Linked DNA regions of Homo sapiens: region 2 is linked to region 1. The links are chromatin contacts, found by Hi-C or POLR2A ChIA-PET in ENCODE. All regions are on one chromosome and are shown on one strand. The core of a region is the stretch at or near the end of the contact, and the rest is flanking DNA. Distances in the headings are between cores, read along the strand shown. Region 1 overlaps LOC100506274 (a long non-coding RNA gene). Region 2 has its middle 110 kb from the start of LINC01814.

Region 1 (5,125 bases), core at 1,556-4,055:
GGGCTGGCCCAATAACCTCCCATACCAAATCTGTGACTCGATTTCCCAGGGAACCAAAGACAAGTGGTACATTCTTATTTTTTTTCAACAAGAAGTAGTCACATTCTCCCATGTTGGTGAAAGTGCGATGAGAAATGCAGTCTGTGTGCCTGGAAGAGAAACCCCATTGGCGAGCATTTACAATGTCCGTCATATGTCCCTTTAGATATCTACAAAGATACTAAGTAAGCAAGTTGATGTATGAACCCAGACTTCAGGAAGTATGTCCAGACTGGAGATAGTAATCCTGGGTGGTATTTAAAGACATGGAACCAGGTGGTATTACCTAAATGCAGGTGGAGAAGAGAAGAGATGCAAGAACTGAGCTGTGGGGCACACCGATACTTACAAAATCCAGGAGATAACAATGAGCCCGGAAAGGAGACTGAGAATTTAAAGATGGGCGTATTCTGTGTGATAAAGCTCCTCAGTAAACGCACTAAGAGACTCCCACACTTGTACACAAGGAAACATGTAAAATGGACACTGCAACATTTCTTTTTTTGTAATACAGAATAATGGAAATGATTCAAATATTCAGCCACATAAGAAAGGATAAATAAATCATGGCAAAATCGTAAAGTGACATAGAATATAGCAGTTAGAACCTGTGGGCTTGCATGGCGTGTGTTGATATGGATAAATCTCAAAAACTTAATGTTGAGTGAAAATCCAGGTTTCACCAGTATCCATTTAATATGCTACTATTCATAGGAAGCTTTAAAAGCATTCAAAATACACCCTAGATTGCTTATGGACACACACTTGTGTAATAACCATCTGCACATGCGATGCTGTACATTCTGCAGTGGGGGAGGGAATGGGAGTTAGTGTGCATCCTGCCTGTCATACATGCTGCCCTTTGCTAGCCTTGTTGTTGCTGTTGTTGTTGTTTTGTTTTGTTTTGAGATGGAGTTTACTCCTTTACCCAGGCCAGAGTGCAGTGGCATGATGTCAGCTCACTGCAACCTCCGCCTCCTGGGTTCAAGTGATTCTTCTGCCTCAGCCTCCCCAGTAGCTTGGACTACAGGCACGCACCAGCACGCCTGGCTAATTTTTGTGTTTTTGGAGATGGGATTTCACCATGTTGGCCAGGCTGGTCTCAAGATCCTGACCACAAGTGATCCACCTGCCTTGGCCTCCCAAAGTGCTGGGATTACAGGCGGGAGCCACCATGCCTGGCTCCCTCGTAATGTCTGAGGTATTTTATACAGAAAGACACCTTCCCATCTTACTATTATAGAGCCCCTCAAATATTAACAAAGTCAGCCCTGTTAGGTGTCATTTGTAACCACAAATTGAAAATCACTGGTAGCCAGTACCTTTGATTCACTTGTGTGTTGCCAATACATCATGATGATTACAGTAATAATAATGAAAATGATTGTAATGATGATATACTCTTTGTTTAGCCTACATTGTGGTGGACACTTTGCCAAGCCTTCTGATGCATTATTTTATTTAATCCTCTGTAGGATACCAGAATAGAGAGATGATTATTACTCTTATTGTGCAGATGAGAAAACTGATGTCTAGAGAGAATGAATAAATCCCATCTTTCACAGCTGGTAAGCAGCAGAACCAGAATCTATCCCATCATTGTTTTCCTCTAGAGAAAATATTCACCCTTGAGAAGCTTCACCCTCTCTCTGCACAGTGTGAGCCTCAGACCATGTGTTCGGTTATTGTCTGTTAACTAAAAGTGAACCACCAGAACTGGAGGTGCCTGCAAAGGCCAGCAGGAGTAACAGCATGCGTCTGACACAGGTCCCAGAGAAGTTCTGGCTTCTCTTCTTTCTGAAGTACTGAACCACAGAGTAGTAGCAGAAATACCGTCAAGCCTTCTTTCCCATGTTCCCACGGCAGTGAACCCATTCGTGCTCTGAACACTTTCCATTCCACATATTTCTTCATAACAGAAGGTGTCAAAATGCTCCATGCTTCCTCTTTTGGGGAAATTAACTTAATTCAATTGAACTGCACTTATAATCACAGACGGGAATGACCTCAGAGAACTTCATTTCAACCCTCTCATTTTACAGTGGAAAGGAAAACCCCCAAATTTAAGTGACGTCCTTGTTCCATATAGCACCCTTCCTTACTGGAACCCAGCGACTCTCAGTTCTATTTGCAATGGAGAACCACCTGGGGAATTTGAAAACATTCTGCTGCCCTGGCCACATTTCCACATACTCTGATTTAATTGGCCTGGGGAGGGACTTGGCTTTCGAACTGTCTTCATCTCCCAGGTGCTTCCAATATGCAGCCATGGTGGAGAACCTCTGCTTTTTGTCTCCTTCCCTGGCACATTCACATAAACACATCTTTGATCTTGCTGGCCCAAAGAGTAATGACTGAAGCTGTGAGCTTATTTTACCAACAGAAATGGGACTGGTTGGGAACAAATTGGGCAATGTTTGCTCTTCTAAAAACCCTCTGAGGTTGTTCTTAGGAGACTTTTCCCCCTATTTTTCCATAGACAGGTCTTCTGATATGTTAGGTTTTCTTCAGTGCATTTTTTGAGAGGTAAAGAAAATAAAAAAACATTGTTTTTATCAGCCACAAATGGAATATATTTGGGAGTAATGGCAGCTCAGAAAGTTAAGGATTGGATTTAGTTATATTTTAATAATCTGTAAAAGCCTAGCTCCAGCTAATAGAATGCATATTTTATTTAAAGCAGGCATTGTCAAACTTCTTCTGTAAAGGGCCAGATAGTAAACATTTTCAGCTCCACAGGCCATATGGTCTCTGTTGCAACTACTCAACTCTGCCATTGAGGTGTGAAAAGCACCCACAGATAAGACATAAACAAATGGGTGTGGTTGTGCTCCAATAAAACTGTATTTAGAAAAACAGACAGTGGGCTGAATGTGGCTCATGGTCATTATTTGCCAACCTCTAAAATGTCAGATTAGAAAAAGTACTGTTTGATGATGCTCCAACTCTAACAAAGGCCAAAATAGAATTTAAATGTTTTGCTTAGATGGTGGGGGTTTCTGAACTTAAGAAAAAATCCCTAATGTTGTTTTAATATTTGACTCGGGTGTCCAAAAGCTTGCAAGACCCCAGTAGAAATTAAACAGAGTTTATTTCAGTGCCTTTTGAGCATCTCTGTATCTTTTTAATACATCCTACCTTTGGTGCTATTTACAAATGTTTCTTTTTTCATCTTAATAAAAATTTAGCAGAAAAATCTGCTAAACCCCAGAAGCGTCAGATAATTACTTGGAAAATGGAAAGGCAGTGAACACTAGTCATTTCATAATTTCAATTTTATGATTACTTTATTACAGAAAAACTTTCATAATAGTTGCATCATTTGAATCAGTTTTCGGTTTCAGCCCAAACCACGGGCACTTACGAAAACCTACCCTAACTTGATTTAGGTCTTCGAGCAAACCTAGAAAAATACTTACTAGAATGAAAAGAATCCTTAATGTGTTCTAATCATTGCTATGAGAGGTTGGAAGGCAGGCAAATGCTTTTCCTTTGCTGTTCTCTCAGCTTATAACATCCTGCCTAATTCTAATAGCATCTTTCAGGAATAGAGGAAGATGGCATTGAAAGTTAAGTGTGACTTTCCACTGCAACTCGGCAATGACCACTCACTTTTGCATTAATAATGAATGAGTATCTAAAGGTTAGTGAGCGAATGTAGCAGAACCAGCCAGAGGGAGTCATCAGGAGGCATCCCAGCTGAAATACACTGTGCAAGCCTGGGAGGAAAGAGGTTCCCCTGAAAGGCACTATCTGGACTGATGGGTTTTCAGGGAGCCAGTCATTCACTAAACCCACATAGGCTGGGAAGCAGATAAAGAACTGAGGCTGCAACGTAATCAGATGGGATTTGGGAACAGAAAGTCAGATAATACCATGTCTGTCTGGACCTTAGACCAGGGCTCTAGAGAGTTCTCTGAGTAAAACGGCAAAGTTTGAGACTTTTGCAGGACACTTTCAACTCTCAGCTGCCTTCAACTCCTTATTGTCACTTTTGCTTTGTTTACTTTACTGCAGTTTTCATTTATGTTTTCTCACACCTGTAATTCCAGCACTTTGGGAGGGTGAGGTGTGTGGATCACCTGAAGTCAGGAGTTCAATACCAGCCTGGCCAACATGGTGAAACCCCGTGTCTGCTAAAAATACAAAAATTAGCCAGGCGTGGTGGCAGCCGCCTTTAATCCCAGCTACTCAGGAGGCTAAAACAGGAGACTTGTTTGAACCCAGGAGGCAGAGGTTGCAGTGAGCCGAGATCACACCATTGCACTCCAGCCTGGGTGACAGAGCAAGACCCTGTTTCAAAAAATAATAAATAAATAAATAAATAAATAAATAAAAATAATAAATAAAATTTAGGCAGCAAGAGTAGGAGGTTTGATTGTGTGTCTGTTGCTTTAGTCTCAGGAGCCTAATCAGCCAGCCATGAACTCATGGTTATAGGGCTACAGCATTCCTATGACTTTTAAAGTCCTAAGATTGGTTCAGTCAACAACCCAAAAAGACTAATCATAGTGTGAAATATCTACTTCCTGTGAACTGTACATTGTCATATTTCCACTTTAGTGCTGGGGAGCGCTAAAAAAAACCATGTTGGTGCTAAAGAAAATACCTTCTTCTTCATGTCAGCAGGGAAAGTTTGAAAATTAGCCTTGTTTTCTACCAGCAAACTCTATTCATTTGTTCTTTCATTAAATCCTATTACTGAAATTCTGCTGGGTGCCATCACTGTACTAGGCATGAGGAATACAGTGGTTAGGAAGATCCTGTCCCTCTCCCAAGGAGTTCCTAGATAGGTATGGAAGGATGACAAGAAATAAATAGCTACCGCTATTATGAGTCGCATGGTAAGAACAGGGTGCTGGGACAATTCATAGCAGTGAGTTTCTCCCAAATCTAGGAGTCAGAGAAAATTTTCCAGGCGAGTGATATCTATCTGGAGACTAAGAGGATGAAGATGTCTTTGTTTTACATCTGAAAATTTATGTCAATTTTATCAGCTGATTTGAATTTTTGAATGAGGATTGCAACTAGAATAGATTGTTGGTTTTTACATTAACTCTTCCTCTAATAAAGTTGCCATTTTTGT
Region 2 (5,279 bases), core at 2,302-4,801, 1.0 Mb after region 1:
TTTTTAAATCTGCTTACATTAAAAATTCTTTCTTTTCTGACATCTTCTGGTTCCTTTTTTCCTTATCACAAGGTTTCCTGAGCTGGGCTCCATAGACATTAAGAGACTTCTGGATGCACCTCAGAGGTGCCCTCAGCCCCCTAAAGTTGTGGGGCATATGCACTCTTTCATAGTGGCTTTCATCTGATTTTCAAAGGGACCCTTGCCCCGCAAAGTGGCCTCTGATTATGCTTCTCGTTCATAGGCAGGGGAGAAAAATTTCCCAACAAGACCTGTATATGGATAAGCCACCTAGCAGAAAGAATCTCAATTCTGGATCAGAGAGACCTGGGTTCACGTCAATTTGCCAGCTGAACTCTACTTTTGGACAAGTTAATTAAATACTGTGATTCTGAGCTGCCTCCTTTCTGTAAAATGTGGGTGATAGCATTTGTCTAGTTTACGAGTTACTGTGAGGATGAAATTATTTGCTCTCTGTAAGCCCCAGCACACCATTTGTGCTCAATGGCTGGTAGACCCCTCAACACTAAGGAAAACCAGAGCTGCCTCCCCAGGGTAGCTCCCAGCTCACCAGCACATCCTGCAGAGCTGTAAGACTAAAATGCAAGCACAACTCAGTCAACTAAACCTCACTGAAATCAATGTTTCTTTGCCTTCACAAGTTCGATTTCTCCTCAAGATGGTTTCTATGCAGTCCCCGTGAGAGTTGACTGAGAATCACCATACACCAGATGTCTAATCCCCAGGTTCCAACACCTCCCTCATGCAGCCACTATAAGAGGAAAAATGGCTTCCACACCCACCCAAAATCTTCGCTGCAATGCTGTTTTGTCCTTCCACCTTGGCCAATAAAGCCACTTCCTTGTGCTTGAGGCACCTCAGTATCCCACTTCTACTTCTTTCTTGACTTTCATTTCTTATACCTTGTCTTGAGCCACATCCTCTGTGCTAGAAACAGCTCCCACTTCCTGCTGGCCCAGCACCTCTGAGCACTTCCTCTCCATGGCTATACTCTTTCAGGAGTTTCTACACCCATATCACTGGGGGCTGTTTCTAAACCCTCCTCCGGTTGGGAAAGTGGAAAGTTGGTAAGTTCCCTGTAAAATATGCTGTGTGCTAGAGACCAGGAGGCCTGTCCAGTTCCCTATGTCCAATATGGGACAGCTCAGAACCTCTCATTCCCACCTCTAAGCAAAAGCAAGAGTTTTCATGTGAGTTTCTGAAACTTGGCACTTAATGCTGTTGTTCTCATGGTGTTGAGATAAGGAATACGGGTCAGTGTATGAACTCCAGCTTCCCCACTAACCGGCCTGCGATCTTGAGCCCTTAACCTCTGTGAGCCTCAATCTATTAAGTAGATAAGACGCAGTCTGTATTCAGATGACAATTACAAGGTTGGTATTAGATTCTATGGTCAGGCAAGACAAGGCCTGCAGGAGGGAGGAAAAGGGGGATTCTTCCTGGCTGAGGTAAGGAGGAAGGGAACATCAGAGCTGAGCCCTTCCAATTCCCATAAGCCCTATAAAGTTAGATTTATGTAATAAGTTTATTATAGAAGAATAATAGTAACCATTTATGGAATACCTACTTGGCAACAAGTGCTAAATATGCCTTGTTCCTTACCCTGGCAACATGGACCTTCGTGTTCCCATTTTGCAGATGTGGAGTATGAGGCTGAGAGGTACATGACTTCCCTCCAAAGCCTGGTGGAACCAAGTCTGTCTGGAGGCCCTACCACTGCCACACACCTTCCTGGTGTTATTTGTAGCTCTAGAAGAAGAGAAGGACTCTAAGGTCAAAGGTGTTAGAGGTATTGTAATGAGATGATGAACCAGGAGGCCTCTGGCATTCCCTCTCCCTCTCCTAAGATGGTCCTTCTTTACAGACATGGGCAGAACTAAAGCCTTGGAAAGAGCCTAAGCAGACAAGCAGCCAGGGAAAAGGGCACCCAGGTCCTGGCTGGCACCAGCCTGGCTATGGAGTCCTCCCCACAGGAAAAAGATGCCGATGTCAAGAAACTCAAGCTTAAGTCAGTAACAGCACCCTGATGGCCTTGGTCACTTCCTCAGGGCACCTGGACACACCCCAAGGCCTTACAGAATTTCAAATTTGGTTCAATGGCAGTGTCTGATTTTCTAGACTTACAAATCTGTAGATTATCCAGAAGAGCAACCAAAGTGCAATTATTTTTATGGTGGTCTCTGCTGTAAGACATTTTGCAAATTCAGAGTCCTATGCTTCAGAATGAAAGCTCTTCCCAAACTCCAGGGTCAATGGATTAAAGGAATGGATCTGGCTCTTGGCAGTGCCTGGGATGGCCAACATGCAAGCTCCCTAACCCCTTACCTCCTCCCTAACCCCTCACCTGTGTTACAGGTGAGACAGCCCTGTCGGTTCTCCTAGGGAAGGGGAGATGCATCAAACTGATGACAGCTACAGAGTGCTGAGACACGGAGTGGACATGGACACCAAGATGGCCGTAGGAGCTGCTGATGAAGCAGTGCCCGAAGTGACTGCTATTAGGAATAGCACAGAACGAGTTTCTTCATCACCTCCTTCGAGAGGGTGCCGTGATGGAACAGACGTAATTTTCACCCTCAGCTGGGGTGGACACCCTGCTATACAGTGATTAGCTCTGTGATCTTGAAGAGGTCATTTCAATTCTTGGCCCTTTGTTTCCTCATCTGTAAAATAGGGTTGACAACGTCCACCTTACAAAGGTTTCATAAGAATTAAAGGAGAGGGCTGGGCACAGTTGCTGACACCTGTAATCCCAGCACTTTGGGAGGCCAAATAGGGCAGATCACTTGAGGTCAGGAGTTCTAGACCAGCCTGGCCAACTTGGTGAAACCCAGTCTTTACTGAAAATATAGAAATTAGCTGGCCGTAGTGGTGCATGCCTGTAATCCCAGCTACTCGGGAGGCTGAGGTAAGAGAATCGCTTGAACCTGGGAGGCGGAGGGTGCAGTGAGCCAAGATTGTGCCACTGCACTCCAGCCTGGGTGACAGAGCAAGACTCTGTCTCAAAAAAAAAAAAAAAAAAAAAAAAGAGAGAGAATCAAAGAAGGGGATGTGGGAAAAGCCTTTGGCCCATAGTAGGTCTTCAACAGAAGGGAGCACACTTTGGTGAGAGCCTGAAAGGTTAGCGACCTATAGCTAGGCTTCTAAACAGAAACCCCAAGAATGGGATTCCCCATGGCAGCCAGGAACCCCTGCAGCCTGCAAGGTGTGTATATGGCCCAATGGGCCCACCATGGAAAAGAGCACCACCCCCTGCCCTAATTAGCCTCAGGCGCTGAGGGCCCTTAAAGAATTGTGAGAGATCTCTGATGCACAAATTAGATGCATTTGCCAAAGGAAGTTACAATGTTTAGCTTTCCTTCTACTTCCAGAATCAAGTGCTCCAAATAAACACTTCCAAAAGTGCAGGCCTAATGGCTGCATTAGGTGCTAACAAATCGTTAAAAGGTGGATGATTTTTTCTCGTGGTTTCTCACCCAACTCCCCCCAGCAGGCTTCCTCAAATGATTGATGGTCTCCATGGCAACCGTGGAAGTCCTGCTCACCTGAATTCCCCAACCCCGTCACTCAACCAGTTTGCAGGACAGTCGGGACTGCACTGAGCCCTCCGGGATCCCTGAACAAAGGTTATTTTGAAATAGCTTACGTGGCCAGGAGGTGAGTACTTTGTTCCTGAAACCAGGTGCTGAGATGACAAATACTTCCCCTTAACGGTTGGGGCTTCATCAGACAGGGGACCGTAGGTCTGATGTACATTAGAATAATCAGATGAATTGAAACAAGGAAGAGCATCAACCAGGCTATAGGCCTGTGAGCAATTTCTGTAGAAATGTAAGCCAAAGAAGTGATGTTAGGCTCCACAAGTAGCCATTGTTTGTAACATTTCTGCAATAGCACCACCTGAAAAAGCAGCCACTTATTGTCAGGGCTCTTAAAAAAAAAATAAATACTTCCCTAAAATCAGCGCAGCACACGTCAGTATAACGGCTGTCACCTGCTAGCTGTTTGGACCGTGCTAAAACCTTTTTCCATATTCAAAAAGGTTGTTTCAACTACATTTAAGCAGGAAAAATCAATGAGGGAAAATCACAAACTGGATCCGGCTACAAGGAGCTCAGAGAGGAGAAAATCAGGCTTTCCCAGCCTGCAGAGCTCCCTGCCAGACAAATGACAATGACAGGGACTGAAATTAAAAGAGAAGGGACACAACGCCCTTTCCACTTAACTCCAAGGGCAAGCTCTTTTGGTTTGCAGCTACATTTGCCAACCCCTCACCTAGGATTCTCCCGAGAGATATAGGAGACATTTCCAGACTCTCAAAGGAGCCCATAAAATTGCTTTAGAAATGGGACTAACCTTTTGCAAGGTGAGAAGTCTGCCTTCATTACATATCTTAGGAAAAAAAAATAACTATGAGAAGCAAGACTCGAAATCTACCACAAGAAAACACCAACAACAAACGGAATTAATAACTCTGAACACCAAAGAATGTACCTGCTCTTTCATTCAACCAGCTTTTATTAAACTATTACCTACCAGACACTGTGGGAGTTACTGGGATGTTGGGGTGTATAATTCTGGATCTGTGCCCTGGAGGAGCTTGTATGGGAAAGACAGACACTAAACAAACAGTTGCGACACCGTGGACTAGCCCTGTGCCAACAGCAGGAATGAGGTGATATGGGAGCCAATTCACCCACTTGGAGGCTCAAGAACAGGGGGATTTTGCCAGATGCAGCAGGGTGATGATAGGATTAGACAGGATGATAATGGAAGTCCAGAAATGTGAGTTACAGCCTGTAATCCCAGCACTTTGGGAGGCCGAGGCGGGTGGATCATGAGGTCAGGAGATCGAGACCATCCTGGCTAACAAGGTGAAACCCCGTCTCTACTAAAAATACAAAAAATTAGCCGGGCGCGGTGGCGGGCGCCTGTAGTCCCAGCTACTCGGGAGGCTGAGGCAGGAGAATGGCGTGAACCCGGGAAGCGGAGCTTGCAGTGAGCCGAGATTGCGCCACTGCAGTCCGCAGTCCGGCCTGGGCAACAGAGCGAGACTCCGTCTCAAAAAAAAAAAAAAAAAAAAAAAAGAAATGTGAGTTACAGCCACACCTTAAGGCACACCTCTCACTTCCTTAGTGCCCTATGAGAATGCCTGGCCCCTACGGCTGCAGAGCAGTACAAAGGTTAACGAGATGTGGGAAACCACTCAGAATTTTTATGCTAAAGTCATTACATTTGAGAGCGATTTCATATTGGCT

What was found. A loop is a pair of places that touch in the nucleus more often than their neighbours do. ChIA-PET counts read pairs that join two places held with the same protein, here RNA polymerase II (POLR2A). Pooled maps may share reads with other maps.
Region 2: a loop to region 1 is called in a pooled map, with 4 times the contacts of the local background. The contact joins two enhancer-like sites. A Hi-C loop is called at or near these places in 1 of 168 maps with a recorded cell type or tissue (GM12878), 5 of 37 single-sample maps with no recorded cell type and 15 of 50 pooled maps. POLR2A ChIA-PET finds 5 or more read pairs at or near these places in 1 of 52 experiments (activated T-cell).

What each region holds. Positions count from the first base shown.
Region 1 is chr2:7,434,491-7,439,615 of GRCh38, forward strand. The region is part of intron 4 of LOC100506274 (a long non-coding RNA gene); the gene reads left to right. Among named protein-coding and RNA genes, the nearest start is that of LINC01871, 290 kb to the right of the region's middle. Within about 2 kb of position 2,806, at least 4 of the 41 ENCODE cell types and tissues checked have a DNase peak (open chromatin) inside an H3K27ac peak, as active enhancers do.
Region 2 is chr2:8,471,865-8,477,143 of GRCh38, forward strand. No RefSeq gene overlaps it. Among named protein-coding and RNA genes, the nearest start is that of LINC01814, 110 kb to the right of the region's middle. RefSeq lists an enhancer at 3,594-3,763. Within about 2 kb of position 3,552, at least 9 of the 41 ENCODE cell types and tissues checked have a DNase peak (open chromatin) inside an H3K27ac peak, as active enhancers do.